Regions from separate parts of the Homo sapiens genome. Here all the other regions are linked to region 4. A link is a loop called in an ENCODE intact Hi-C map of the cell type or tissue named here. Cell type or tissue: heart left ventricle. All regions are shown on one strand.

What was found. Peaks named below come from ENCODE experiments on the same cell type or tissue, not always from the same donor. Only the 100,000 strongest peaks of a DNase experiment are listed, where the experiment ranks them.
Region 1: it touches region 4 in a loop (2.7-fold over the local background); 2 of 110 quality-filtered maps call a loop at or near these places.
Region 2: a loop joins it to region 4, with 3 times the contacts of the local background. A loop is called at or near these places in 18 of 110 quality-filtered maps.
Region 3: a loop joins it to region 4, with 10 times the contacts of the local background. A loop is called at or near these places in 27 of 110 quality-filtered maps.
Region 5: a loop joins it to region 4, with 2.1 times the contacts of the local background. A loop is called at or near these places in 7 of 110 quality-filtered maps.

What each region holds. Positions count from the first base shown.
Region 1 is chr2:150,782,160-150,787,159 of GRCh38, reverse strand. No RefSeq gene overlaps it. Among named protein-coding and RNA genes, the nearest start is that of LINC02612, 160 kb to the right of the region's middle. In heart left ventricle, no CTCF peak of the experiment used is centred here; no DNase peak of the experiment used is centred here; H3K27ac peaks cover 171 bases.
Region 2 is chr2:150,279,838-150,284,837 of GRCh38, reverse strand. All of the region lies in intron 2 of LINC01818 (long intergenic non-protein coding RNA 1818), which reads right to left. Among named protein-coding and RNA genes, the nearest start is that of LINC01817, 25 kb to the right of the region's middle. In heart left ventricle, no CTCF peak of the experiment used is centred here; no DNase peak of the experiment used is centred here; H3K27ac peaks cover 2,016 bases.
Region 3 is chr2:150,423,132-150,428,131 of GRCh38, reverse strand. LOC105373685 (a long non-coding RNA gene) reads right to left here and starts at 1,625. Exons shown (of 3, transcript XR_923470.3): 1 at 1,507-1,625; 2 at 1,204-1,300. RefSeq lists enhancers at 2,183-2,683, 2,684-3,184. In heart left ventricle, a CTCF peak has its summit at 2,958; a DNase peak (open chromatin) is centred at 2,902; H3K4me3 peaks cover 727 bases; H3K27ac peaks cover 698 bases.
Region 4 is chr2:150,485,362-150,490,361 of GRCh38, reverse strand. It overlaps RND3 (Rho family GTPase 3), which reads left to right and starts at 2,695. Exons shown (of 6, transcript NM_005168.5): 1 at 2,695-2,813; 2 at 2,907-3,094; 3 at 3,581-3,668. The coding sequence starts at 2,945. In heart left ventricle, CTCF peaks have their summits at 2,336, 2,542, 3,743 and 3,943; DNase peaks (open chromatin) are centred at 2,641, 4,161 and 4,981; H3K4me3 peaks cover 2,400 bases; H3K27ac peaks cover 2,240 bases.
Region 5 is chr2:150,122,330-150,127,329 of GRCh38, reverse strand. No RefSeq gene overlaps it. Among named protein-coding and RNA genes, the nearest start is that of LINC01818, 45 kb to the left of the region's middle. In heart left ventricle, no CTCF peak of the experiment used is centred here; no DNase peak of the experiment used is centred here.

The DNA.
Region 1 (5,000 bases), 300 kb before region 4:
TATAACTTGTTTGTGAGTGTTCTGTCTCTCACTGGACTCTTCTAAGTGGGTAACCAGTACATGGTGAACCTGCTTCACAGTAAGAAATTGAGAACAAGGTCAATTTTAGAGAAGTCAGCCAAAGGTCGGATTATGTTTTAAAATCCTTATTTGAAGGAAGGTTTCAGAAAGTAGCTTTAGATAACCAGGCGTGCTTTGATGATTGAGATTTTGGGATCCACATGGTGTCACCAGGGAAAAGGCATTAAGCTATTTTGTGAGGAGCATTTTGAGACCTGCTGGCTTGGTGCTACTTTGTCATCCTTGTGACTGAATCTCCGTTTCACGCATTGCAGCCCATTGAGAGCCTGCCCCATATAAAAATATGCCATAAGCATCTTATCCTCTAAGACTAGAGTTGTGGTTAGGATATTTTGCACATCTTAAAAAGATTGATAGAGTTAGAGTAGATTATGAATGTGTGCCTTGAGAACATTTTAATTTCACTGAATCAGATTCAATTTAGCAAAACAACGTGGGCTGAAAATCATTCTGGTAAACTCCTAGATTTAGTGAACAGATAACCCGTCTCGTCAATAGAGCAGGTCTTAACTATAGATCTTGTGCTTGTAATAAGAGAACTATAGTAAATTCACAGGGCTCAATAGCTATGGCAACTGCAGATTTCAGTCAATACCCTTTGATCTTCAACATTAGATAGTCATGTCTGATTGCTGCACATAATCCTTTTCCCAAAAGAGGTCAATATGTTCTTTCTGGAATACTTCAAAGTATTCTAGTCCTTAGAAATGCCTAGGGCCTTTCTATTAGTTACTATCATCTTTGATCAATAGTCCTACTTGAAATGTTATGTGATGCTTACACAAACACAAACACACAAGCCTACATAGAAAATGCAACTTGTACATATGTACATTTTCCTTTGCTAAGAGGATGCATTGTTAAATATTTATACATATAAATGCATATCCAATATATGCAGACAAATATATACTTTATATACCATGTATTTTATGTAAACACAACCATACTTGAAGATAGAAAGCCAAGGAAAATATTAGTAGTAGGCATTTTTAATAATAAAAAACATATTTTAAATAATGACATCAAAATTATTGGTGGCAATTTAAATACTACTGTCACTGATATTATTAAGATTACAGCCAGGCGCGGTGGCTCATACCTGTAATCCCAGCACTTTGGGAGGCCGAGGCAGGTGGATCACCTGAGGTCAGGGGTTTGAGACCAGCCTGGCCAATATGGCAAAACACCATCTCTACTGAAAATACAAAAATTAGCTGGGTATGGTGGCATGTGCCTGTAATCCTAGCTACTCAGGAGGCTGAGGCAGGAGAATTGCTTGAACCGGAGAGGTGGAGATTGCAGTGAGCCGAGACTGGGCCACTGCACTCCAGCCTGGGTGACACAGTGAGACTCTGTCTCAAGAAAAAAAAAAAAAAAATTACAATGACACTCTTATTTAAATGCGCCTAATTAAGAAAAACAATGACTATTTAAAAAGAGCAGTTTAAGACCCTATCTTAATTTGCTTATTACTTATTCCATTTTTATCTAATTATTCAATAACCATTTTATTGAATTCTCATTTTATGTTAGGCCAATAAAGTAGCAAGTAAAATGCAGTTTATAATCTCAAGTTTATAAATACCTAGTAAGATTATAATTATACTCCTAAATTAAATTAGAATACCTGTTTAAGGGACACAAGTCACATAAAAAGGTTGTATACAAGAATGAATGCAAGAATGAGTGCAAATCAATGCTCTGGTTTCCCAGGAAGAAGAGGTGGCTTTTTGCAAGAGAGATCAGAGAAGAATTCATGGAACAGGGAGCATCTATCTGGGCCACAGTGTATGTGTAGAATTTCAGCCGTCTTGGTGTGGAGTAGCAGTGGTCTCATTGGAGGGACTAGTGTACATTCAGGTCTTGAGGTGGGAACTCAGGCACCCACTAGAAGAGGGGGGACCTTCCATGGGTGCACGTGGGGCACCTGATGAGGAAATCTTGCCCAATCAAATCACCTAAGAGCATTTTAGAAAAGACGTATGCTATTAGACTAGGGAACTGTAAGGCCATCACAACAATCAAAAGAGAGAAAGCAAACCTGCTTTGGGTTATTTCACTCTAAAATTGAAATTCTAAAATATTCTTTTAAAAATGTATTTCTCATTCTGAAATGTTGAAACATTTTGACAGGTTATATAGAATAAAATCAATAGATTTCTGTCTTTTCCTGGAAATAGTTCTTAGAGCTAGTAGTTCTAAGAAAAAAAGAACTCCAGCTCTTTTTTTAACAAGACAACATTTGAATATGGACTTGAAGGAGGCGAGGGAGCAGAGTATGTGTGTCTTTGGGGAAAACATTCCAGGGGAACTGGGCCTGAATGTGCCTGGTATGGTTCAAAGACACGAGGAGACCAGCATGGCTGAAGCATGGTAAGGGAAGGAGAAGGTGGACCTTGTAGGGCTTGGCAGGCCATTGTAAAGACCGGCTTTTATTCTGAAAGAACTGCCAAGCTGTCAGAGGACACTGAGACGAGAACCATGAGCTGGCTTGTGTTTTAACAGGATCATTTTTGCTGCTGTGTTGACTAGCAAGGAGACCAGCTAGGATCTATTGTATTGAGCCAGGTGAGAGATGGCTGTGGTATGAATCAGAGTGGTGCTGAAGGGAGGCTTGAGATGGGCTTGCAGAAATTCTGGGTATAGTTTGAAGGAAGAGCTTACTGAATTTGCTGATGAATTAGATAGGGAATGTGAAGAAAGTATTCAAGAATAACAATAAGGCTTTTGGCCTGAGCAATTGTAAGGAGGATATTAATAACTGAGAAACTTTGAGGACGAGTGTAAGTGGGCCAGGTTAATGGAAGAATAATAGAGTTTCAGTTTGGAACATGTGAAATTTGAGATAGCTGTTCATGGAGATAGTCATGTGAGTGTTGGGTCTGATCACTAGCAACGTGAAGATTCTTGTTGACCCTGAATAGAGCCATGTTTAGGGTGAACTTAACCTTTGTTAATTTTTAAATTATTAGCTCAGTACCTATCTAGTATTACACAATAGGCAAACATCAATTTTAGGACTTTTCGAAGCAAATGGTACCCAGAATAAGGGACGCAGGACATCCAAGTATGTCCTGTTGAAGTTGGGCAGTGGCTGGAGCAATTAAATTTTATAGGGCGTATTAGTGATCTTGGGGTTGTGGCCTGTGAGAAATGGGAATGAAATAGTATATTTAGACTGGAAAATAGTGGTGTCTGAATGGAATTTTATGAGGAGAAAGTATTTTCCAGAGGGCAAAACTTAAATGAAGGGCAAGAGGTAATAAGATGTAGATATTTTTCTTAGAAGAAATAGAAAAGGGAGTCATGACCTGCCAGAAACTGAGATATCTGGTGAGTACGCAGGCAGCAATCATTTTCCTGAGTATTCAATTGTTCATCGATTTACACTTACTGCATAATCTCACTGCATAAATGAGTGATGACTTTCAAAGGCGTTTAAGTTTTGGCTTGTGGGTGGAGGCTCATGTGGGTGGGATGATAGAGAGATCAATACTGTCCAAAACTTGGTTTCAAATATATTTTTAAAAGTATTACACTCAGGAGAGGCCCTATCAAAGTCAGATTGAAAGAAAAGACAAAGGTGGCCCTGAGAGGGAACTCATCATAAGAAAGATAAAGTGTGGCCTAGACTCAGTAATCGGGTCTGCATGCTGGAAGGCAATGATAGTTTTAGTTACCTGGTTGTGGTTAATCTTGTATCTTATCTTGACCCAGCCATTCTGGCTGTGTGTTTTGCCCTTAGGAGAAAATGAACGTGTGTGAATCGAAAGACCCATCCTGCCTTAACAATTTTGGCACAGGCTGGCTGAGAGACTGAGATAACACAGAGGACTGTTTCCTACAAGAAAGACACATGTTTCCAGATTGAGATTCCAGGGAGGGCATCCAGTTCCAAGGATAACAGTGATGGGGCTGAATTTGAGACTGGGGTTGCTATGGAAACATCCCAGGCAGGTTGGCTAGTGTGGGGAGCAAGGACCGCTGTACACAAGCACCTCTGAAGACTGTCAGGAGTTTTCTATGAAAATTGGACTTCCTGCAGTTGTGTAGGTGAGAGATTGGAAATATTGAGGTTCAGCTATCCATATCAAAGAACCGAATTTTCTCTCACTGGCTGGCATGATTTCTGTTAGAATCTCCAAGACTAAAAGAATGAGTAGACTGCCTTGAATGTAATGAGCCCCCCATGATGTAATACTACTTGTGAGTAGTATTTAAGGAGAGACCAGATGGCTTTATGTCTGTGTATGTTCATATTCCACTAGAAAGCCTGCATATGTGTATGCGTTGCAAATTGTAAAACAAGTTCTGCAATATAAGTGCTATTATCACTAGGTATGTGTATGTTTCTGCTATGCATGTATGTGGGAAGTCTCGCTGCATGAGGGCTGACTTTCAAAGTCTCCTTTGCAACTCTTAAGAATCTGTGGATTTATCAAAATAAAATAGGCAATTTTAATAAATAAAAAATCATGTTCTAATGGGGAGATGTTGGTCAAAGAGTACAAACTTTCAGTTATAAAAGGCATAATTTCTGGGGTGTAATGTACAGCATGATAACTATAGTTAATACTGTATTGTATTGACATTTGCTAAGAGAGTAGATATTAAATGTTCTCACCACACACATATACTTATGTGAGGTAATGGATGTGTGAACTAAGTTGTCTGTAGTAATAATTTCACAATATATATGTATATCAAATCATCACATTTTACATCTTAAATTTATACAGTTTTATTTGTCAATTATACCTCAATAAAGCTGGAAAAAGATGTCACAGGAGCAGACTTGATAAACGATCACAGCTCGAAAATAAGCAGATTGATGTCTGCTCTCTTCCAGGAAGAAAGTTTTATAGATCTCTTATGTCTGCAAATGGTTAATAAATGTTCTTAAATAATCCAGGACA
Region 2 (5,000 bases), 210 kb after region 4:
ATAATCAAAAGGAAATTTAAGTTTATTAGAAATATTCAAACAAGCAATGCAGAACATTTCAAAGGCCTTTGTTATCTAGATCAGCATATCAGCATTCTCAATGCCGGTTCTTTGGAACACTACCTTTACAGGATGTTTATAGACATATGTTCAAAAGGGTTTCCAAGTCTGAGAGACTCTGGGGTAAACAGGTTGCTTTATGATAGACTTCCACTGAGCCTTTAGAGGGATATAGTGTGTAGTAATTCCAAAATTCATTAGAAGTGAATTTAACAGGATTTTTCAGTATTACATGTTCTGTGGAACACACTTTAGGAATCACTGATGAGGTTAATTGCCTCAAATACCTACTTCAGTCTATATGTGGGGACTCAAATGAAAAACTAGGGTGGAAAGAATAAGGAGTGACTAAATCTTCCTTCAATAGGGTATGGTGGAATCCTGAAAACAAGATAGACCTTTCGGTTTGGATCAGGGATCAGTAAGAATAGCCTGTAGGACAAACCTGGCCCGCTGCCTATGGCTGATTTCACACTACAATGGCAGAGTTTAATAGCAGCCACAGGGGCAGCACAGCCCTCAAAGCCAAAAATGTTTACTATCTGGCTCTTTACAAAAAAGTCTGCAGATACCTACTCTAGATCTTTTTCCTCCCCTTTTGTGTAAAAAAAAAAAAATTGTAAACTGACAAGTTCTAACTAAACTATATCTAGGGAATGGAAAATACTATTTCAATCCAAATATTTATAGTCACAAAATCAAAGATTTTGGAGTGTGCACACTTGCGTGTGTGTGCATGTGTGTAAATGTGTATATGTGAGTGTCACTATGGAAACAAATCAACTAGATAGCGAACTAAATGAAGGTTCTTCTCTTCCATTCATCTGTTTGCTGGCAGTGGTGGTGATGTTCGTAGAAAATTAGGCCTACTAGACCAAAAAAAAAAATCTTCATGGGCAGTAAAAGAATTAGCAAAATGGTTGCTGATTTTAATCAGAGATTAAGTAGAAATATAGCACATTATAGTGTATATAATTAAATCTGTGCCAAACTAGGTGCTACATTGAACTATTATTAAATTATATATATATATGTGTATTTCTATAAATCAGTGCCTGTTGAAGAATATCAAAATGATCACCTTTTTGATACCCTTGCAATAGAGAATTCACTCCTCTGTCTTCTCAAAGCTATAAGTTACTGTTTCATCATATGCACAAAAATCCCTTATATGCATTTTTGAATAGAGGCCTTTAGACACATTTTATCTTTTACATTTTAAATTGTTTTAATAGAAACTTGCTGTTCTTCATGGTGTAAACAAATATATACTTTACAAAACTCTTCTTTCATTAATAGTTAAGTTCCTTTTTGAGAATCAGCACAAAATAATTAAGTTTCAAACATCTTGTTTCAAGTTACTCCAGAATAGAGCACAGCTTATAAATATATAAATGACAGTGGGGTGTGGGAATGGAAGGGCAATGGCTTCAGCGTTTAGACCATTAAAACTGTCTTTTTGAATTACATCAGCTACTCAGAAGGCCACCCTAGATGAAACAGTCATGCCCTTTGGCCTGGGACAGCAAGCAGAGTATTATCCCAGCTGGTCAGGGCAATGGGCTAAAAGAATCTTGCAAAAGCTGATCCAAAATAACAAGGATCTGGCATTTTGCACAAGCTAGGCCTTGTACATAGTCGCTGCACAAAATCATTAGATGTTGCAATACTATTTCAAAGTCAACTTTAAAAGAGAGAGATTTTTTTCTTCATACAAACATTTCAAATATTGGCTTCATGGTGAAATAGGGAATTAGGCATTCCAAGTCAGTCAGACATGATGCTTTGGAGATTTGCATTAGTGATTAAACCACTATATCCCCAGAAGAAGCAGCTGCTAAATAACATTCCAGTGCTTCCAGAACATTCCTGAAACATAGAGAACTTGAAAGGGCCCTGGGCCACATAAGTCCCTGGCAGTCCAAAGAAGGCAGGCAGGCAGGCAAGCAGGCAAGAAAGAACCCAATCCTCAATGCTTACTGGATTTTGGCAATAATTGTAGGTCAAACATATTTTGAAAGTTTGGACCATTGAAGCCATTCCTTAACATTACACATACAAGACCACAATTCAATGGCCTATTGGCATATTGCCTCATTTGAAGACTCTAGAAGTTTCCGTGTGCATTTCCCCCACATAAGAACCTCCTGCATGAACTCAAAGGGCAGATTTCATTTCAATTCTATTTCACACACTCAGCTCACAACTCCCACATGCAGGTGTCAGGAAGAACTAAAGGAAAAGACAGCATGAAGCATTTTACGAGACTCCTGTGGACATGCTCCAGCTAGAACATACCCCAGACCATTGGAAACACATGCTGGACAGCTGCTCTGGGCTCACACACTCATTGTAGGTGTTAACACACATTGCATGATCTCAGCATGGAAGCGCAGCAGTTGTAAACACGTGGAAACATAGAAGCTGAGACAATTCCAAACATACACCCCAGTGCGCACAAAGTAGGGTCTAGTGCACAGCAAAACTCTTCAACAACTTCCCAAAGCTATAGTGTTCTTCTTAGATAACAATAGCTCCTCACCTCTCTTGGAAAAACCTAACTTGCTGTAGTTGTGGGCTACAGCTTCCATTTGCTTTACCCTACTGGGAAGCAACTCAACATGTGGTAAATTCCATTTGCGTACCTCCTTGACTGGTTTGGGATTGCAGATGTGTGGGCGTGGAGTGGATCAGGAAGAGGAATGAAGTTTCCTTTTCCTGCAGAGCAAAAAGAATGCTGTTTAGGTTGTGAACAGGAGGAAAGGAACAGCCTGCACATTACAGGACATGTTCTTTTTCTTGCATCTTTCCTGCCTTTGCCCCATCTTACCTTCTAAATTCTCTACTGGCAAGTTGCCCTGGAAATAGGCACCAATGTGTGCTGGTGCAAAAGTCGGTATTACTGAAAGGAGGGGCAGGAGACAAGAGAAGAGCACTGAGCTCTTCAAACATTTTTACTTTTTCACTGTGATACATTTATTAGTGCTTTTCAAGAAGGGATTGATTCTTCTTATATAAAGTGTCTCTGTGGATGTGGGGGTGGGGAAGATCAGTAAGGCATTGGTAGCTCAGCGTCAACAGCATGGCTGCTTAGTCTGATTCTAATAATGTATACTAATTGTTATCCCCTCCATCACCATTATGTCTGTTCCTCCAAATCCATGCAACAGGTGTTAGAACTGTATTCTTTCCTTGGGTCCATTTCTAAGTCTCTGATCTAATCATCTGCTTCACAACTTCCAATCTCTAAGCTCTGGCAAAAAACATTCCTTGCTCTTGCCTGGCCCTGGCCCCTCAGGCTCTAGCAGCCTTAGCCATTGCCCACCAGCCAAAATCCTACTTTTGCAATGCAAGAAGGTTAAGCAGGCAGGAGGGCTATCTGCACAGCAAGTTTTGAGCATGCCCTACCTGTATTCCCCAGCACCACCCACCATTGAGATAACCCATGTTTGGCCTGACCAAATGTTCCTCCTCTGGGCATTTTTACAGATAGATCCATTCCCTTAGCCTTTCTCCAATCCCACCATCCTGTCTCCAAATGCAGTGTTCTCTTTTGCCCAGACATGCTTCTGCTATTAAAATTCAAGATTCGTATTCTCAGCTAAGTAACTATTTTGCTAATGGACCCCCAATTATTTTCCCTAAAAAATCATTTCTGTGTATAAGAAACAAGCAGAACTCCAGATAGTATTTGAAGGACAAACACTGGGATGAAAATACTATTTTATAAAGAGTTACAGACCCCAAAGATTATAGCCATGAAAACAGAATTGTATTTAGCACATCAATTTTTTAAGTGGCCACATCCATTTCTGTAACAGAATAAGAAACAAATTTGGAAGCAGCAGTGAAAGTGAAACAGGAAGTTTGTCAAATGTGGAAACTGAGCAAGTTATCTGAATCCAGAAATTAGAGCAAGAAAAGAATGATAACTTCAAAGGAGCTGTGGGTAGAATTGTGCTGTTGTTTGGGGGATGGATTTTGATGCAAAGAAATAAGAATGTTTTTGATGGACATGATTTTAGCAGTTACTAAAAAGATCTCATTAAAATCTTTTAGGTTCACTATAAATAAGCAATAGAAGAGAAAATTTCATTTTGGCCCTAAAGACAGATGTTTTATATGAGGAAATGTGTTATATTCATACAGCCCCAAAGTGCTCATAGTCTTGGTTGTCACTGCCCAAGGAAAATTTGAAGATAGCTTTCCTCTACTTAAGTGTTGGGAGTATGGTGTCATCTGTCTCCAAGGAACAGTTCTGCCTGATTCCAGAACCTTTGGAAAGGTTTGTGGAAGGTTGTGAAAGAACCCTCTGAAGGTTCTTTCCACATACAAGAAAGCACACAGGAAAGAAGTAATTCTGTGGATAAATCAGCTACACGTGTCTCCACTGAGTCACATGAAGTCTCAGGCATCTTTCCAAGTTCAGTATCCCCAAGGATCCACTCTGAAGCTTTTTCCTGTGTTTTTCTCAGAGATTTATGGAAAACTGTCAGAATCAGTGATTATGTAAAAGTTTCTCTAGAGTCTTTGAAACCATGGAAAAGGCTTCATTTCCTTCCATGTTTTAGGAAAACAGAGTAAAAGAAGCAGAAACCATAAACATCACTTTATTTGTATTTTAATTCTGTTCCCACAAATGGATGCAGGCATAGTTAGAGCTGTTTTTTTCTTTCAGATATTTCTCTAGCAAACATTCATCTATGAATATCAAGAAAAACAGTGTACCAGATTCAGTTTTGCATAGAAATTTTGCAACATTTCTTAAAATAAATAAAATATTGCAGTTTTAAACAATGGAAAGAAACAGCAAAATGTGCCAACAAAGACTTAACTAGCAGAGTGAGTGGCCGAGAACTCATCTAATGATTTAAATTTTCCTATTAAAGCAGAAAGTCCCCTGTCCATATAAGGCAAGAGGTCTCTTTCCAGGAAATCTT
Region 3 (5,000 bases), 62 kb after region 4:
AGCCATAACAAATTTACTTATAAGTACAATGTCACTGGAAATCTCTTAGGATCTTTATTTCTTTTTGGACCTGGCACATGTCTAATTATATATCCACTGATAAATCTTTTTAAAAAGTATAATTATAATAATAATCCTTCCATCACTTATGTTACAGGCTAATGCTACTATGTTAAACATTTTGCATATGGTTAGGTTTTGAAAAACCTAGCCTGGAACAAGTCTGCACAACGAAATCAGAAAAATATTAAGCCTTGTTGTGACTATATACTATTACTTTATTTCTTCTAGGGTAACCTTTATTACATAAAAGTAAATTTATATAATACTTTATTATATAAAGGTAATTGTACCAACCTAATAGAAGATATCCACCAAAATACCAATACCGAGAAAGGACTGTTCATTATATTTTGCCAAATATTATTTAATGGAAACAAACCCAATAAATTGGTTTTTAAAAGTAAACTCTATCATGTTATTGCATTAGATAATGTCAAGTGAAGGAAAGAAACAATTTACAGTTAGTAAAAGAGCAGACTGTCACTGTTCTGTGTTCTGTCCCTGACTTCACCCCAGTGCATTTCTCAACGCGGTTTCTTAATGAGGAGGGCAATTTATCCCTCAGCCCCTGTCACTGTGGCTGGAGTCGCAGCTGGCAGCCATGAGTACTCATCAAAATGGCCCTTTATGGGGTTTTGCTTCTTGAAGTGCATGATGGTTGGGTGGGCCTATGTTATTTTACTTCTGCTTCCCAGACCAAGTTTACCTGCCCCACACAATCAAGCTAATCCTCAGTGAGCATTCTAGATCTAAAAGAGATATTAGGGAGACTCTCATTCAATTCCTGCATTTCACAGATGAGAAAAAGGAGTGTCAATGCATTCATTAAGTAAATTGCTTAAGGATAATATGAGTTTGCGATTCCAATTCTGGGCTAGGAAAAAGCTTATGAGCAGCCAATTTGCAAAACAATAAAAATACTACCATCTATGTACACACTTTGTAAAAACATCCAGCACACTCGCATACAGCCTGTTTAATATTCTTTTCTTATCCCTCAAACTCTCAAAGAGGCTTGGTAGGCATCATTATCTCAGTGGGCCGTGATGAAGATAAAGGAAATGCTCTGGGTCAATTAGCAGAAATGTAGGCAAAATGGAAGGGTGAGAAAGAGGTGGGAAGAAGTCTATTTAAACATACCTGGAAACATTTGCTGACTCCCCACTGTGTGCCAGGCACCACAGCTCTGAAGATGAAAGACACCATCGTTCCTGTTCTTCAGGAGTTGGTGATCTAACTGGGGAGAGAGATATATAAGGCAATATCCACAGCATACTTACACAGGATGTTTTGGGAGCCCAGGAAGTGGGAACATGTGTCGACAAAAGCACACAAAGTTTAGCACAGGAGGGTCAACTCTTGCTGGGCACTGAAGGATGGGTTCAAGTTTGAGTCCATCAGTTAGACAGGGTAAGTACATTCATCATGGGGAGCATGCAGTACCAAAAAAGGGGGCCTGAAGAGGATGACAGGAGTCTCTTGAAGGGCTTCAAAGGAGTACTTCGACAATACCCTTGGACTCCCTTCTGCTCTGCCCTTCGAGATTATTTTTCATCATAAACAGGCTGTGGTTACCAAGAATGTCTAGTAATATGAACATTAGAGGAAGTGTAGTGAGAACACAGTAATAAAAAGACTTAGTAAGTCAGAGGAAATAAAAGAACTGAAACCATGCAACAATATAAAGAATGAGGATATTTATTTAAAAAAAAAAAAAAAAAAAAGAAAACTTTTCCTGCAGCAGTGGTACAGGTGTACCTGATGAGGAAATGAAAGGTCATCCTTAACACCAACATTTCATTGAGCTTTGATTGTTTTATGCTAGTCTCCCTAATTTATCCTTTTTTTTTTTTCCTCTCTCTCTTTAACACAAGCAGTGTCTAAAGTTGTAGCTAATGATGATCTATGTTTTGTTCCCAAAAGACCTGAATAACAAATAGTTTCCTTTGGGCCCAGTGGCAATGCCTTGCTCCAGGAGGGAGAAGAGGTGAGTGAACTGAAAATCAGCAGCCTGCTGAAAACGCTAGAGAGAGAGGATCTGCAACATTCAGGCGCAAAAGGAAAACTTCTCTCCCTGTCTTTCCACGCAGGAGCCCTATTAACCCAGACACATTTCACCCTCACATCGGGAAATCCTAATATAGACAAGTCCACCTCCTCTGCCTGGTTCCCCTAAACTCACAACGATCTTTAAGATGAAAATGAAAACTGCATTTCATTAAGTGAATATAAGGCAATTCAAACTAAGTCAGAGGAAGGAAACTGGGGCAGGCCCTACATAAATTAATATTGTGAAAGGAGGAAATTTCCCTATTCCGATGTTAAGCAGCATTCTGGATTTGTACAGAAAATGCAGTGGAAGCCTTTAAAGTTTCACCAGCACTGTTTCTTCTCTCGGCCATTGTCTTCTTACTAAAAAAAGGAGGCGAGGAAAACCTGAGGATACCATTTTGGGGGTGCCTAGAGGTGGGGTGTACTTGAAAAGGAAACGTAAAAGGGCTTAACTCTATTCATTGCGCCCTTTCATTTTCCTCTAAATGGCAGCACAGCGTTCATGCCAGTGCCCAGGCCGGGGGAGCTGGCAGAACGACGCGGCACTGAGAGGCAGCTGAAGCCTTTCATGGTGACAGCTTTTCTCCCAATGTGTCCTGGTAGGAGTTTGAGTTGACAGACAACAAAGGATGGGGAGGGGAGGGATTCCGACAAACAAGCCGAACAACCACCATCGTCCTCTCCATAACGGCGCCTTGGCTAAGGGACAAAGAGAACAAATCTACCCTGGGAAAGTGTCCCTGGCCCCTCCTGCCTCCGGTTATCTTTAGTGTGCGCAGGAACAGAGAGCTCAAGGGTGAGGCAGCTCAGCGCTGCCCCCCTGCGGGTCAGATGTTTTGGGGGTTTGGGAAAGAAAAAAAATTCCCTGGAAAACGGGTCTAACATCAGAGAAGAAAGTCTTTGCAGGGGCTTGTTAAACCGCTACAGGATGAAAAGTTTTGTTCCCTTCCCCAGCCCCAAGACCATGATGAGGGGGTATAGAAGCTATCTTTTCCCAGTGCCCACACAGTGCCTGGCACACAGTGGGTGCTCCAAAGAGCAGTGTTTAAATAGAATGAAAAAAGGAAAAACAGTGCTGGTATCTCCAAATGCCCAAGACCAACAAATCTCACATCTCAACCTTTATAGAACCCTTGTGCAGTTTATTTGGAATTTCTCTGTTCTTGAAAGGACTGGGCAGCTTGTTGGTGTTTCAAAATAAGGGTATAAGAAAATCATGTTCATCTGAGCTTTTTCTGTCACATGCCTGGAAACAGCCAGTGACACGTTGCATACCACTTGAGGATCAGATGATTAGTAGTATCAATGACGAAGCATCACGATAGATTTTAGCATTTTTGATAAGCACATCTTTGAGGAATTTTCCATGTGTGGCTGGAGTCATTAAGCAGAGCCTGTGAAAGTGCTCAGGAAGCTATTATGCTGACAAAGCCGGCAAATGGATTTCTTCTTTGCGGCGTGTCAGCATGTGTTTATATGTTATGACAGAGAGAGGCCCAGCACAATTTTCCTCCAGTCAATGTGATTCTAGCAACATTACCAAATAAAAACATGAGTCTGGGTATGGCTGGTGAGTAGGTCTCCAGAGAAATGTAAAGGCTCATTTCATAGACACATTAACAAGCAAGTTGGTTTGTCATGAAAGAAAGCGGTGGTGCAAAACCCAAGTGGTTGAGATGTGGTCCCCCAAATGGAGGGCCCACACACACGAGTGTCACGAGCAGCTTGATAACTATTCCAGACCATTTCTTTGTGAAATCCCTCCATGGGATGAATAAATGATGTATGAAATGAGGATGCCCCAACTCCACAGGGAGCACAGAGAGGACACTTCACACTGTAATGTGTAGTTTCTGATGGGTTTTGGCTGTGACCCCTGGGCATAATTTCTATCCAGCTGTGTGGAGCCAAACAGTCTCCCACAACCCTGAACACCAGAACTCACACACCCTTTTCTTATCCTGCCAGGAAAATACTCTCCCATGTTTGCTTGTAAATTTCTTTCATCACAGAGACTTCTCCACCTCAGCACCCCAACAGCCAGCTATAGTGGTGACACTTCATAATTACAGTTATCAAGCAAGATGTATTACAAAATCTGGTGATAAATTGCTTGAATTCCATCACCAGTATATCCAAAGCCTTTGAGAGAGAGACAGAGAACTGCAGGTTTGCAGACCCTTGAGGACATACAAACATTTTTTTTTTTATTGTAACATGATTCCAACTTCTGTAATCCAGGTGGAATTGTAATTCTATGCTAGAACATTTATGTCCATCCAAGCAGTGCTAAAGTCAGGATAGGAAGCTTAACATTGTAATCAGTGACATGTGGACTATCTTGTGGGAAATTATCAACTCTAGGAAGCTCTACCCATTCATTACCAAGGATGCTTGTAGAACATCTCTTCCTGAAGACACTTGGTATATGTTAAAACAATTATGAACATTATTGGCATAATGAATGAAATAATTTGAGAGATAACACTTTAAACTAACAAAAATAGGTAGGCAATACATTTCAAATCCATTCAAACCTTTGAATTTGGAAGGTTCACTGTGGGTTTTATTTAAGTATCATGGTTGTCTCTATCCACCAGAGGATCTGATTAAGCAGTTGCTACCATGGAGCTGCCAAGGTGTCTTAGTGTGGAAATCCTGTGTCTGCTCACCTCCCTCTACACACTTTTTCCTTCTCTCAGCCACAGTCATGCGGGTCCTATGGTAGCTGCCCCATCCAACGTGATTGTTCCAAGCTGAGTCTCTCACAGTACCTAGTCCTGTTTACCACAATGTCCCTGGCTCATATTGCGTCACTCAGAGTCCTCCCCTGCATGTGAATTAGACTTCTTTGATGGAAAAATTTGTGGGATTAAGCTCCGAAG
Region 4 (5,000 bases):
ACCTTACTATGCTTTAATAATGCCGTGCCATGTTTTCTATGAAGAAAAACATGGGGTGATCTTACTTCTTTATTTACTGTCTATCTCCTGCCTGGAATGTATGCTTTTTGAGAGTAGCAAACAGATCTGTCTTGTTTACTGCTCTATCTGCAGTTCCTAGAACAGTGCCTGGTTTACAGCAGATGCTGAGTAAGTAATTGTTAAACTAAATGTTAGATGAATTTTAAAATATATTAAGTATCCACTTCACACTGAACACTAGAGATTTTAAAAAGGAAAAGGAAGAATGTTTACCCTAGAGGGATTCAAATCCTGGTGACTTCAGGCAGTTGGTTTTTCTACTCTGTTATACATCCATTAAATTTTGCTCAGCAACTGGCAGATTCCTGGAAATTCAGGTCACCTGATTTCCAAAAATAGTCATCCACTATGATTCCAGATGATTCTATGGTGAAGTGATTATGCATCTTGTTTTGCCTGGGATAGACCCTGTTTACCTCTGTTGTCCAGCCACAATCATTGGTAGTGCCCCTTTTGCTCTCAAATCCCAGCTTAGATGATAAATTATGTGGTTACCCTATTCATTGATCAGCCAATTCATAAACATTCTTAATTATTTCTGTTAAAGTGATTTAACCATATAAACTACATCAATTCTGAAATATGGGAGGTCAAATCATATCTCTGGAAAGGGGTAATTTCATTAAGTTAAAAATAAGACAAAAGATAGGATGGACACAGCTCCAATTAGTGAGTCCACCAATGAAGCCAGAATTTCTCAAGACACATTCAACAGTTCTGAAAAGTGCAAATAAGATTTTACATGCAAACTATAACACAGGTCAAGGACTCTTTATTGTGCCAGAAACCATTCTGCAAACGTCACTTGCATTTCCTCATAATTACCATTATGACTCCTATTTTACAGATGATGAAATTGAGGCTCAGAGAGGCTAAATAATCCATCCAAAGTCATACAGAAAATGTGAAGTTGGGGACCCAAATACACCTCTTTGTGATCTCCTGCCCCAACTACTATGCCCATTGCTCTTTAAACAAGTAAACAAACGTGAATAATTTGATTAATGTTTCCTGTGTTAAGTAGTTTTGGGAAATGCTAGGTTAAACTATGTTAAATAGTCTGCTTTTCTCTGGGATTTTTAAATGTTTGTAACATTAGTGTGCTTGGCGAATCTTCAGTGAGTGATGTGGGTACAGTGTCGCCCTCACTAATTGGGCCATGGCACCCTTTGTGTCAGGAGGGAACTAAAGCTCAGAAGAACAAACATTGGCAAAGGCTGCTCTAGGAACCCTAGCAGGGCCAGCAACCCGCTTCTCTGTGGGTCAACCCTCCCCTTGTGTAAACACAGACCCACCGATGGAGTCTGAGTCAATGATCTTTGAGGGGGCTCCAATTTTCTCAGCCCCAAATAGGACATCATTCCTGGATCCCCTAGGCTTCAGGGGCCCTACCAGTCCACTACTTACATCAGTGCTTTTGACAACTCTTCATTGTGCCTTTTCACTTCCCATGTTAAACTTTCTGATTTGTTTGTTTTCACCTTATCTTCTCATTTACAAGCCTAGGAGTCTCCACAGGGGACCATATAAGCTGGTTTTGGCCAGTGTGCTACTACATTGTAACAATTGAAACCTCCTGAGCATTTAGGGTGCAGGAGCTGAAGATGAGAAAAAGAAAGACTTCTCATAGAAAAAGAACAAATGTGCGGGCTATTCTGGTCCTTTCTAAGATTTTTGCTTGCGGGGAAGAGTTGGAGGGCTAGGGAGATGGATGTGGAGGAGGACAGAAGAGAGGGTGGAGGGTTGTATCTGCATTTTTCAGCTAAAGATGTTTGTGCCTTCTGAGTCCAGTCTAGGGTGCTTTGATTCCGGGAAGATGGAGGCTATAGATAAAGAATTAATAGTATCAAAATCTGCCCCCCCACCAGTCCCCTCACTGCAAATGTGGGGAGGTGCAACTAAGCTGACAAGTGTTTGGGTCCCTAGCGCAGTAGGGTTGAGTTTCCAATGGCCTTTGTCACTCAGTCATGGGCATCTTCCACTTCTCTTTCTTCTCCCCTCCCACCTCCTGTACCCACCCCTCGAAACCTTTCTGCCTCCACTTGTACGACTGAAACTGACAGGTTTCAGAAGCCAGTCTACTACCGTGACCCAGGCAAGCCTGTTCTTGCATCTGGAATAAAGAGGCTGATCTATTGGTCCATGGCCTATGTACCTGATACAAACCATTAAAAAAAAAAATAGAACCACTCAACTATTCTCCACCCAAGATTTGCTTCCTATGTTTTATCACTGTCCTTTAACTTGGGTGGGAAATGTTTTTGTTTTCATAAATGCTCATGAGGCTTCTACAGATAAGCCCCTATTAAACTATATTTAAAGGGATTGTAGTTCAAATCAGTATGCACAGATACCAGTTTCCCACCTTGCCCTGTGGACTTGTCAGCAAAGCATCTTTGGGATCTTCATGTTGTCTAAGAGCCTTGGTCTAAAATAGATCCCGAATGGGCACCCTAGAGGGCGCACTGCTTACATTTTCGGCATGCAACGCCAACAGCGCTCGCTCCCAGGCTCCATAAAAGGGGAGGAGGCAGATCAGTTTCCTCCTCTCATTGAGAAAGAAGAGGATTGGAAGGCCGGGCGTATAAAGCCGCGCAGAGAGCGTGAAACAAAGCAGTCGGCTCGGAATTGGACTTGGGAGGCGCGGTGAGGAGTCAGGCTTAAAACTTGTTGGAGGGGAGTAACCAGCCTGCTCCTCTCGCTCTCCTCCTCGTCTGCGCCGCGTTTCAGAGGTTGCCCATCAGCCTTGTGATTTATTTTTATATCTGCTTTTTATAAAGAGAGAAATATATATATATATATATATTTTTTTTTTTCTTCTTAAGAGAAAATTCCTGTTCCAAGAGAAAATAAGGCAACATCAATGAAGGAGAGAAGAGCCAGCCAGAAATTATCCAGCAAATCTATCATGGATCCTAATCAGAACGTGAAATGCAAGATAGTTGTGGTGGGAGACAGTCAGTGTGGAAAAACTGCGCTGCTCCATGTCTTCGCCAAGGACTGCTTCCCCGAGGTGAGTGTGGCCGGCCGCGGCTTCCACGAGGGGGTCGGCCAGTGGGATCCCAGTCCCGAGGTGGGCCTCCCCGCTTTCATCCGTTTTCCCTTAAAAAAAAAAAAAAAGAAAAAAAAAAGTCTTTCTCGGTCCTTACTACTTTCCCCTGATTAGACTGCGGGGAAAGGGAAAGTGCGCTGGAAGCTTTTAGGGTTGGGACGCGCCTGCACATGGGCTGGTTAGCTCCTGAAACTTGTTCGTTCCTGTGTGCATAACCTGGGGTTGGGAGATTCGGGTCAGCAGATCTGTGAGAGCCGGGTGGGGTGAGTGGGGAGTAGGACAGGGGTTTCGGAAAGGGTCCATGTGCTTAGTGTGTGGTCTGATGTGTGAAGGTTTTCTTTCTTAACTGGGGAGCGGGGAGGGGAAGGGTGTTCAATGGGTGTCGTGCGTTTAAACGTAACCTCTTTGCCCTCTTTCCTTCCTCTTTTGCCCATTTTGTCTATCCAGAATTACGTTCCTACAGTGTTTGAGAATTACACGGCCAGTTTTGAAATCGACACACAAAGAATAGAGTTGAGCCTGTGGGACACTTCGGGTAAGAGTGGGAGGACCGCGTGGCGCTTGGGGCGGGTTTCCAGTCGCTGGGGGATGCGCGGCGGGTCTCGGGAAACCGCGCGCTACAAGCCGTCTGCGCCCCTCCCAAGGGATTCCCACGGTCCCTGTTGGGCGAAAATTGTATCCCTTCTGGGTGGGGGCGGCAGACGACAGCGTGGACGAGGAGATAGCAGTGGGGAGAGGAGAGCGCTGTGTGCCCGCAGGGTGACCCCGCGGTTGGAGCCACTAGTGGCCAGGCGCAGTCCGCCCGCGGAGTCGTGGTCAAGTCGCCTTGGGTCGGCCGAGGTGGCCCGATACTGTGGGGTGTTGCATGGGCGCTGCGTGCGCCTCGGCGGAACCACCCGGCTCAAGGCGGGCGCCCCTCCTAGATCTAACCTGCTGGTTGGCGGGGAGGCGGGGAGCGCCGCGGGGGTGATGGGAGGCGGGAGAAAATCCCAGAGGCGACGCGGTTACGTGCAATTGCCGCTGTTGAGGGAAAGAAACTGAGCGCAGGCAGCCGCGGCGCCCGTGACGCCTACACCCAGGAATGCGCTGGTGGCGCAGGGGCCGGGCAGCAGCTGAACCTCCTCTTCGCGCTGCCGGCCGCCCGCGGTGCCTCGGTGCCCACCTGTACCGAGCTTTTCCCTTTTTCCCCCACTCCATCCCAGTGATCACGTCCGTTTCCCCTTCACCACACCAGCCCCTCCTGACCTCTATTGCATCCCCCACTCGGCTTGCCTCCAAGGCCGCGGGCAACACTATTCGCCTTTGACCTTCCAGTCTACTTGAATTATTGGCGCCGCGGTGGGTTATATTCATGGGTCTGAGGTTCAAGGCCGGGTTATTGCTTTCCCATGCGCCCACCCACCTACCTGGCGCGCGGTGGTAGGGAGGGCTAGGTACCCTCCCGGTGGGAAGGCATCCGGCCCCCCGGCTGAGTTAGGGGTTTAGGCCAGGTCAAAGGCCGGGGAGTGGCAGGGGGGCACCATCTGAGGTCTTGGGCTGGGACATAGGCACCCGCCGCCCTAACCAGCGGTGTCTAGCGAGTTTGTTTCCAAGAAGGGTGTCGGCTATGGAAAAGCAGGACCCACTGGGAAGGCTGGGTAAAGGCCCCTGCGCTTAGGGCTGGGAATTTAGCAAGGAGCTGGGTTGCTGGCGGACCGAGCCAAATCCGGGTGAAACTGGCGAGGAGGAACGCGCAAGTGCCAACAAGCAGGTTTGCTGTTAGGCGGGGAGGCCCCGAGGTGGAGCCGCGCCCAGCGGGGAGTGGCCTCGTGGAGGTGTTTCTGTGAGCTTCCCACAGAACCGCTGGGCTTGAACCGCTGGAGCCCCC
Region 5 (5,000 bases), 360 kb after region 4:
TTAGCTTTGATGATAAAATGTCAGTGACTAGTTAGGGCATTGTTATTTTATAATTTATAAAATTATTTTATAATTTGATTGACATAAACATTGTCAGTGTAAGTGATGCGCATTTACTAGCTCATTGGTGACATTTGTGAAAGAAAATGTTTTGTGGGCCTTTTAAGCCCAGGGAATCTCAGGAAATCAGGGGGAAGAATTGCTTTCAGTTTGTTTGATGTCTGTAATTAGAGGTCATTAGGGGAGTTCCTGTTCTCTTAAGGGTTGTCACCTCTGTTTTCTGTGGCCACATACAGAGGCAGCTGTAATTTGCACAAGGTCAGTCAGGCCTGTCCCCTAAGTGACAGTGGTAATAAGTGATGTGTGTAGTGAGTGCAGTTAAGTTTGTGTGTGGTGCCATTACTACCGGAGCCCTTCCTTCCACAGTATCTGACCTCCTCAGAACACAGCTCACCTATGCTCAAGGGTCCCTTTCAGGTCACTAGGCTTGGCCTCACACATTGTCTTTCAGATTAGAAGGGGTCCAGGGCAGCACAGTGCAGTTCTGGCAGGCTCGGGGTCTCACAGGAGCCTCGGCACTAAATCTCATACCCGAGTTAAGCAAGCCTCAGCTTTCTCATTCCATTTTTGAACTGTGTGCCCCACATGACATGCCAGGGAAACATGGCACATAGCTAAATTAAGCTGAGTAGCCAACCAAATCCTGTGTGCCTGCCTATGCTGAAGAGAGAGGCACTTAATTGCTCTACCTCATAAACCTGGGACCGGCCGCACGAGCCAAGGGGCAGGTACAGGGGAAACTTGACAATCGCCTGGTAGTTGTCATAACCTGACTTGCATTTTGAGCGCTTGACTCATCCTGACATTAGCTGAACAACTGAGTGTCTGTTTCCTTTGTGGTTGCCTGGACGATTAAGATGCCCATTATTTTTAATAAAATAAAATAAATACACATATATTTAATACAATAAATATAATAATAAATTTAAATTTTAACAAAATGCAATTAAATAATAAAAATAAAATACTATTTTTGATAAAATGAAATGTATTAAAAATCTTATTTTCAATCAAATCAGAAATTTTCTGGGAAATTCTTACATATCAACTATGTTCTCTGCAGAGCATCTAGTTAAGTGGCAGCATGAACCAGTTTATTAAGGAGCATCACAGGACAAGGAACTTCTGTCTGGCAGAAGTAACCTCAGTCTGCTCCTCTCACCTTTGAGAGAGAAGACTGGCCAGTTTTGTTTATTTTTTTTTTGTCTCATAAGTGAACGTGCTGCATATTTCACAGAGGGCAGAAAAGAGGAAGCTCATATTCCTCTGGACACTACGAGGCGCTAGGGCTTAGAGCCCATGTGTCACTGTGGGTGGGAGGCATGATTCAAAGCCTCTGTCTTCCTAATCATTAACAAATGTCCTCTCTCCCAGGAGGGAGAGTGCGAAACAATGAGGACGTGTGAGAAATAGCTCTTAGCTGGCCTGGGAGCTCGAACCTGGGTGCACATCAAAACGAGTACCACAGACGCTTCAATGCCAAGCCTGCTGCTCTGAGATGTCCAAATGCCCGGCTGGTGAGGTGAACAGTGGCCAAATGGATTCCAGAAATCTCATGGGAACAGTATCTGCTGCTGCGGCTTCTCTGTGGCTCTTTCGAACCCCTGGTACATAAAAATGGTGGGAAAAGATAACTTTTCAACCACCAGGGTAAGACGTTTACATAGGTCCTAGGCTAACCATTCAGGCCACATGCTTTTATTGTGTTCTACCCCACCCCACCCCCACCCCTACAATATCTGTAAGTGTAAAGAGCTACACCCTTTCACAACATTCTCTCACTCTTTCATCAAATATTCTTAAGCCCTTCATATCCCAGCAAAACTGGCATGTGGCTGCTGAAGTCGGCGGCTACTGAAAATTAGTAAATAGTGGTTCAGTAATCGACCTATGAAGTGTCTGTTCTGACCACAAGTTTCAACTACCCAGAGCGACAAGGGTAAACACAACAGACTGGGCATTAAGCCTGGGTTAGTGGTTTTCCATGAAGCCCTACAGAAGAGTGACAGGGCTGCCACAGGGAACCGAGTAGAAAGGCAAAGTTCTGGAACCCCCAAGCCCACTTTAATCAGAACAACCCTGCTTAGCACTTTCATAATTGTTGCTGAGTGTTGTTTTAATATATATTGGACTTAGGTGCAGGTTATCATTTAAGAAAAAGGAAGCCTAAACAATACCTGAGTATTAAAAAGAAGTTATAACTTCTTTCTGCCACCCTCCAACTCCCACCTTCTACAAATGATACACTACAATATAGAGACAGCAAAGACACTTGGAATTAATCATGGTTATTTGGAATTATTTGTAGTTTCTGAGTCATCACCTATATGCTAACTACTAAAAAGTACTATTTTTGGCCCCAATACAATTTTCTCAACACATTTGAGCACTTACTATATACAAGACACTCTGCTAGGTGCTGGGAACAGAAGTAACACACCCACTAGGTATCAGCTGCCTAGGGATAACTCAACTTCTATTGCCTTAGTTAGTTTAAACCAAACTTAGCATCTTTCTCACTTTCCTTTTTACTGCTTCAGCTACGCTTATCCAACATATACCAAGCTGGCTTTCCCTAACTATTTACAGAAGTGTCAATTTATGTGATCATTTTTTATACTTTGTTTTCTTTTGTTGCATGAATCACTTCTTTCAGATTGACTTCATCTTCTTGTCCTGATATAGTACTTTAATAGTTTATACCTGCATTACAATCCTCACTAGATGTTTCTTCATAGCAGACATCTGTGGAAGAGCTGTAATGGCATTAAGGTTGAAGGGAGGGGAAGAGTATACAGCCCTTCTGAAAGAGTAACATTCACCAACTCAGAGCCAGAGGAAAGGAGCCCAGGGTCCCCTGAGTGGTAGGGGAGGAGAGTCAAGATCCCTTGTGGGATATGTGGGACCAGGAGACCAACTTCCTCCCGTTCCATGGTGGCAACCTCTCCAGTAGCCAGGAGGAATTTGATGAGAATTTGGTGTCTCAGCACTGTTCTTGGTAGCAAGTGACCCAGAGAAACAACTATTCTGGCATTTTGACCCAAGTCCTTAATAGTACCCCTCTAGTGCCATCTTTCATCATATCATCCTTCAAAGCTCTGTTGAAGCTATATTTCCTCCCCCAAAACACTCCCTCTAATGTTGCCATTTCCTGACTTCTTTCCCACCCGGTAACTGTATTTGGCAGGTAGCTTCCCCCTTCACACTGCTCTAGACTTTCATTTACTTGGCATTTTGTAATGGGTATTCAGTGCAGGCTTTTTACTAATTGCTTAATTGTCTTTCAAGGATATCAGACAGCAAACAAGGCCTGCCTTTCCTTTTTTGTCCTTCCGTGCTAGATACATAGAGATATCCGAGAAATATGAGTTGCTAGATTAATTTGTGCTCAACCCATTAATTTAGGGGGGAATAGTATATAGGGGGAATAATATATAGAGAATCTGGCCTTTGCCATATATTGACTAAACCCATGTGCATATTGAGAAATACTGAAAAGCTTTTCTATAAGTGAGGGACTAGCCATCAGCAATAAAATCTACTTAAAGATTCTTCGTGATCATGTTTTGTTGATTAGAGTTTGCTTAGAAATATTTACTAGTCATGTGTGTGTGTGTCATTGCTTCTTACATTACTCTTGAAGAGTTTCTTATGACAGTAAAAGTCTCAGAATTATTTATGTTGTCTTTGAGAAGTAGCCCAATGCATTCATTCCTTTTCTTTCATTTATGTTTAGATCTTGTATGCAGCAAACTGAATATGAAACTCCTGTCACTGCAGAAATAATAGAAACATCTTTCCATGGCTTTGACTTTCTTCCAAGGGATGACTGGGACATCACAACAGAGGAACACGGTCATGACCTTTAATATTCCTCTTTAATGGGGTGGATGGTAGGAGGAATTTCAGGGAATGATATGCCAAGTAACCCCCACTGAGTGCTCTGAACTCATGAGTTTTGTAGTCTTTCAAGTTAGATGACTCTATTTTGTAGACTACAAAATAATATATTTATTTATTGCAAAAAAAAAAAGTCCCTTATGAGAAATGTGACTGGGGACTTAATCTGCAGTCTAATGCTGATAGAAGAAAACTTTAATGAGGATTTTGTGGTCCAATTGTTTCTTTCACTACTTCAGAATGTTTTCGGTCACACAGGGTTAAGATAATGGCCATCAGGCCATTTCATTCTTCACATTTCTGGTCAGAGATAAATGAGAATATGCTTCCCTGCTGTGCAAACATCCTTTTTATTAATACTGGGTGAACAAGAATGTAAGCACATTTGGCTGCAGAGAAAACTAACAGAATTGGAAATGCAGAGTATTAAAGCTCAGAGTCTAAGATCAGGCTTTCAAAGTACAGGTGGGTAAAAAAAAAAAAATGTGTTACAGAATAAGCAGCAAAGCTGAAACAAAAATGGCTCAGCATAATAAACCTGTAGTGTGACACCAATGGGTTCCACTGGTATACCCAAGGGACCAGGACATGTTTTACTCTTGTAGAAAATAGTTATCAGGCTGGACACAGTGGCTCACTTCTGTAATCCCAGCACTTTGGGAGGCTGAGGTGGGTGGATCACAAGGTCAGGAGTTCGAGACCAGCCTGGCCAATATGGTGAAACCCCGTCTCTACCAAAAATACAAAAAGTTAGCTGGGCATGGTGGCGTTCATCTGTAGTCCCAGCTTCTCGGGAGGCTGAGGCAGGAGAATCGCTTGAACCCGGGAGGCGGAGGTTTCAGGGAGCCGAGATCACACCACTGCACTCCAGCCTGGGCAACAGAGCAAGACTCTGTCTCCCAAAAAAAAAAGGAAAAGAAAAGAAAATTGTTATCATACCTCAGAAATGAGGACAGCTCACACTGTCTCTAAGATACAATAGTTAATGGGTGCTCATACCATTCATCTGATCTTATAACACTCATTACTTATACAGACAT